Regions from separate parts of the Homo sapiens genome. Here region 1 is linked to region 2. A link is an interaction called in ENCODE POLR2A ChIA-PET data of the cell type or tissue named here. Cell type or tissue: A673. All regions are shown on one strand. Links, peaks and the distances in the headings refer to the core of each region. The heading gives the core; the rest is flanking DNA. Region 1 has its middle 250 kb from the start of LINC02165. Region 2 has its middle 260 kb from the start of LINC00922.

Region 1 (2,919 bases), core at 219-2,718, 1.9 Mb after region 2:
TTTTGGTTTACACTAAGACCTGAAATCTACACAAGAAACATACATGTACACAAATGACTACATTGCAATAAAAGGAATATTATAATTTAGGCATGAAACAAAATGCAATTAAGATGATGGCTTTTTTATTTAAAGACTAAAAAAAATTTTTAAAAACCCAGCATTGCTTACTGCTTTAAATACATAATGTTGAAAACCTTCCCTAAAAATATACGTTAATATCTGTGCTAATTTGGGTATTTCCATCAGAGCTAACTAGTTGGTATTGTGTCCCTTGCCCAGATTTCCCTAAAACATAAAATTATTTAATTTGTCCCATTTCCATTGATCTTTCTTCCTCTTTTCAAAGTAATTAATACCTTTACCAACTAAGACAATATCTCAAAGCTTGTGGAGGAAATTAAATGGTGCATAGAGGCATAAATATTATTTTAATATTACACACGTTAGATTTTCTTGAAGAAATCTTTAGTAAAATGCTATTGCTTATTAGGGAGTTTTCCAAAGGACTGTTTGCACATATTCAATAAACTGATATACTAAACTTAAGATCACTGAACAAAGTCTGCTAAATATTAGGTTTTAAAATCCATGTATGAAAGATAGGTTTAAGGGACTCATTCTTCAGCCTAAATGTGCAGTTCTAATAACATTGTCCATGATATGTCACTGCTATTAAGAAAGAAGATACAGAGTTCTGTGAAAAGTGAACACATAGTTTATTACAGTTTAAAATAACTTCTCTTTGGAAAAAATTGACATTTTAAATGTTTACAAAAATAATCTCATGATTTTCATTGGTGAGACATGAAAAAGATATGAGCACTGAGAGCTGTATATTTATTCAAATTTTATTCAAACAAAATGAAATTTATTTTCAAATAATGTGTTCATTGATTTAAAATAGACAATATTTTAGAGATCATCTGTTATAAAGTCTAACCTCCTCATTTTGTACACAAGCACTTGGCACAGATAGGTTTATGGCAGGTTTGAGATTATTCTGCTGATTAATAGCGGAATCAGGAAGAGAATTCTCTTTTTCTGACTGTCAATTTGATGTTATTTCCACCTCACAGCACAACTGGCTTCTCTTAATTACTCGGTCCATATTTCTAGGAGAATAACAATCGCTTAGAAAGAGGAAGGGTAAATTGTTGATCTATTCGTGCGTATTCAACACAGTAAAATCAAGCAATAGTGTCTCTAAATAAAACAGAAAGTAAATGTTCATGTTGCATTAAAAAAAAGCTAAAGATTTGTGTAATTCTTTAAGAATCTGCTAAAATACTCAAAAGAATTGACAGTATTCTCTTCTCTTTAGTCTGTCGATCCTGTCAGGAAACTCAGACAATTTAGATAAACATCATGGTTCTAGAAGATTGCAAATCTGTATTGCAGGGCATTTTCGCAACAGGAGGTTTAGTGTTGCTCGGAATTTAACATGTAATTGGATGAATATGTTTAAACTGTCAAAGGCGGTCCTATCTTTACCAAAGAAGAAAGAGGATAAATGGAGCTATGTCAAGACTGTGTTCAGGTAAAAGGCAGATCCAAACTAAAATCTCCTTCATTTGACCTAATCCTATATGACTCAGGGAAATAAGCATTTGCTTTACTGACCATAGCCTGGTGCCTCTCTAGCTCTCTTCCCTCCACTCCCATCTCCCACTCAGATGTTGTCTGTTTTTTTTTTTTTAATTTTTTTACATTTATAACATAAATCTCTCTGACCCCCATCTCATCCTTCCACCTTCAAATATGCACACGTATATCTCCATGAACTTTACAACTTGGTATTTTGTAGGCAGCCCCTGCCTCCCCGTACATGGACAAGTACTTCCAGAAGTTGGCTCTCTTGGTGTTCCCTAATTCTCACTTTAATACCTTGTCCAGAGGACAGTCTAAGCCGGTGATGAAGTGTGAGATCTAGAGCTGGGCCATACTGTTCTGAATGTCAACTCTACCTGCAATGATGAGCTCCTCGGCAAGAGGATTAAATAATAAAAAAGCTAGGTTTACTCACCTGTCAAATGCACACTTGAAATTCTGGGAATGGATGACAGGATAACCACTAACTGAATGAGATTACAGCAGCATAATAAAATGACAGTAAATAGCAGTTATTTGTTATAATCTTGGTATAATCCCAATCATTTATCAACTTCACTCCTTTCTACTCATCGCATTTTATAGAACTCAGATATACCTAACCCTCTTCACACAAATCTAAATTTTGAATCTTGGGCTTTATTATAAAGCTTCTTATTTAAGCACATATTTCACGGCCCTCAATTGAGACCTAAGATAGACCATGGTCTTTCTATTATAGGTCTGTGTAAAATATTTTAATGCTGTTGGCTGGGGGAAAAAATGGGGGGAAAATGCTTGTTGTGATTCAGACTTTCTTTCTTTTTTTTTTTTTTTTTTTTTTTGAGACGGAGTCTCACTGTCTCCCAGGCTGGAGTTCAGTGGCGCGATCTCGGCTCACTGCAAGACCCGCCTCCCGGGTTCTCGCCATTCTCCTGCCTCAGCCTCCCCAGTATCTGGGACTACAGGCGCCCGCCACCACGCCCGGCTAATTTTTTGTATTTTTATTGGAGACGGGGTTTCACCATGTTAGCCAGGATGGTCTCTATCTCCTGATCTCGTGATCCACCTGCCTCAGCCTCCCAAAGTGCTGGGATTACAGGCGTGAGCCACCGCGCCCGGCCGTGATTCAGACTTTCTCAGGTTGTGGTCATATCCTTAAGGTGTAGTGCCATTAAAGGGGACACTGGTTGGCATAGAGAAGCAAACATATTATTTCTCATTCATCCTAGATTTATGGCTGATGCCCCTCTGACAAAAGATTAACAAGAGAAAAGCATACACATTTATTTAGTATAGGTTTTACATAGCACAGCAACCCTTGCCATG
Region 2 (2,919 bases), core at 207-2,706:
TTTTTATATAAAATGGTCACAGTGATCCCCAGATCACTGTGCTTGGGTAAGAATAAGATAATTTTAATTCATAGCTTGGCAAAAATTTTCTCAAAAAGGATAGAGAGGAAATATTTTAGGCTTTGTGGGCTGTATGTGCTCAGCCTTAATTATTCAACTCTGCCATTGTAGTGCTAAAGCAGCCACAGCCAACACACACATGAATGGGTGTGGCTGTACCAATAACACTTTATACAGCCAGTGGCCTTCATTTGCTAATCCCTGAATTAATGCATGTAAAGCACTTAGCAGAGGGCCTGGCACAAGGTAAGTCATGAATAAATAGTGCCACCACTGTCATTAGTTTTTTGTTTGTTTGTTTTGTTTTGTTTTGTTTTGAGACAGAGTCTCACTCTGTTGCCCAGGCTGGAGTGCAGTGGCTCCATCTTGGCTCACTGCAACCTCTACCTCCCAGTTTCCAGCAATTCTCCTTCTTCAGTCTCTGATTAGCTGGGATTACAGGTACCCACCACCACGTCTGGCTAATTTTTGTATTTTTTATAGAGACGGGGTTTCACCGTGTTGGCCAAGCTGATCTCGAACTCCTGACCTCAAGTGATCCATCAGGCTCGGCCTTCCAAAGGGCTGGGATTGCAGGCATGACCCACCATGCCCGGCCTATCATTAGTGTTATTAGTAGTTTAGTAGTTTTACTACTATTTATCTTTGGGCATAATTAAGTTCAGTATCCAGGTCCCAGCTGTAAAGATGTGTGTGAGTTGTAGAATTCCAGGAGACCCTGGTGGGTCACACAAATACCACCCCACAGCTATCCAGTGACCTTATAGAGAGCTCTGATCTTCTGGAATTACTGGGAAGATAAAAAGGGTGTCAGCAGAATAATACAAACCATTTGTCACCTAAATTCTCTACCTGTATCTGGCAGGGAAAACCCATCACCATTAGAAGGGCCTTAATTGGAAGCAATACCCTAAGATAATGACCATTTTCTTGGTTTGAGCAGGACTGGAATCCTCCCTTTGACCTCTCAAAGTCACACCGCGGCGGGTGGAGGGACGTGGGACTGCCTCTGTCACCGACCCATGGTGTAGTTCTTGCCCTCTGACTCCCTCTTCCCCAACTTCCAGAACATTCTCTAGGACATTTTCTCCTTGGCTTTCAGAATCCCTATCTGCCTTTTTATGCCAGAACAGGGACTGGAGGCTTCAATGTAGAGGGGCAAAAAAAAAAAAAAAAAATTCCCACAAGATGCCAGCATGATGGTATCATTAGCTGAGAATTAAAATGCTGCTGCCCTAGGTAAAAGTGAGGGTGCCTTCCTTGGGGGCCACAGTCAGGTTCTAAACAGAAGGCCTTAGAAGAAAAATAGCTAACCTTCTATCATGGCCCCACAGATGCTGATCTATATAGATAAAGCCTTGGGAAAGAACATTATCATCCAACAAGGACGCTGGAAAACTGCCCAGATAGCAATTCCTGGATGAGTAACCACAGATCCTGCAATAATGATGGACCCATTTTCTCAAAGATTCCAGAGCTCTTGGCTTGCTTACTTTTTCTTTCCTTCCTTCCTTCCGCCTGCCTGCCTGCCTGCCTGCCTGCCTTCCTTCCTTCCTTCCTTCCTTCCTTCCTTCCTCCCTCCCTCTCTTTCTCTCTTTCTCTCTTTCTCTCTCTTTTCTTTTTTAACAGAGTCTCACTCTGTCTCCCAGGCTGGAGTGCAGTGGTGCAATCACAGCTCACTGCAGCCTTGACCTCCTGGACTCAAACGACTCTCCCACCTCAGCCTCCATAGTGGCTGGGACTACAGGTGCAGGCCAACATGCCCGGCTAATTTTTTCATTTTTGTAGAGGTGGGGTCTCCCTAGGTTTCCCAGGCTGGTCTTGCACTCTTGGGCTCAAGCCATCCTCCTGCCTCAGCCTCTCAAAGTGCTGGGATTAGGTGTGAGCCACTGTGTCTGGCCCCAGAACCACCCTCTTGCAACCTGAGAAAGACCCTGGCCCAGCCTTAATAGTGTGTCTGAAAAAGTGTCCTTGGACTCTGGCAAAAAAAAAAAAAAAAAAAAAAAAATCCAAACAATTACTAATGGTATTCTCCTCCTCTTCCTTTTAGTAAGTTAGGTAACTGAGGCTCAAAGCAGTTAAGGGAGTTACTGATAAGTGGCAAAGCTGGGATGGATTTTTGCTGATAAGCAGCGAAGCTGGGCTTCAAGTCCAATTTTGTCTGCAGAGCCCTGCTCTTTCTGCAGCATCTGCTGCATTCCTACCACCTTCCCTGAGCAGAGCATGGGGCAGTCATAGCTGCTTTTGCAGCAGTATACCCTCTGCATTTTTAAAGGATATTACTGCACTGGTATATTTCCTTATAATACTCTTTCTTCCTCTGTTCAGAGCAGTTAACTTTGCCTCATTATTATTTCATTGGGCTGAGCTTTAGTGAAACATAGCCTTTAATTTGTTTATTTAACATTCCTGGTCTGTACTTGCTGATAGAGTATAACTGATTAATTAATTAATTGTAGCCTGTCACAGCTCATGCTGGATCATGACAGTATTTCAGACACTAATGGGAACTCAGGCAGAGGCGGATGGTAATGGACATGTGTCACCAAGCCCAGGCCTGACCATAAGGCAGGGGTGGGGGCAAGCTGACAACCCTCAGAGCTGTCCAGCAGAGGGTCTGAGGCTACTCAGGCCTGGCTGGTGCAGGAAGTAGGCTAGCAGCCTCAGCCACACAGAATCCAGAGTGAGTGTTACTGCCCAGTCCAGGCAACTGCTGAGCTTGGTAGAGGCTGTCAGTGGGGAAGCCAGCTTGTCCTGGCCTCTTCTGCCTGTGTTTGCACCACCTGCATGAGCCATGATGATTGATGAAATCATTGGTTATTGGTGAGCAACTCAATCTTTAGCTCCTTCTCTCTTCTC

What was found. Peaks named below come from ENCODE experiments on the same cell type or tissue, not always from the same donor. Only the 100,000 strongest peaks of a DNase experiment are listed, where the experiment ranks them.
Region 1: POLR2A ChIA-PET joins it to region 2 with 9 read pairs; 1 of 35 experiments calls an interaction of 5 or more read pairs at or near these places.

Annotation. Positions count from the first base shown.
Region 1 is chr16:63,975,001-63,977,919 of GRCh38, reverse strand. No RefSeq gene overlaps it. Among named protein-coding and RNA genes, the nearest start is that of LINC02165, 250 kb to the right of the region's middle. In A673, for the core only: no CTCF peak of the experiment used is centred there; a DNase peak (open chromatin) is centred at 1,419.
Region 2 is chr16:65,832,195-65,835,113 of GRCh38, reverse strand. No RefSeq gene overlaps it. Among named protein-coding and RNA genes, the nearest start is that of LINC00922, 260 kb to the right of the region's middle. In A673, for the core only: no CTCF peak of the experiment used is centred there; DNase peaks (open chromatin) are centred at 243, 1,463 and 2,213; H3K27ac peaks cover 2,500 bases.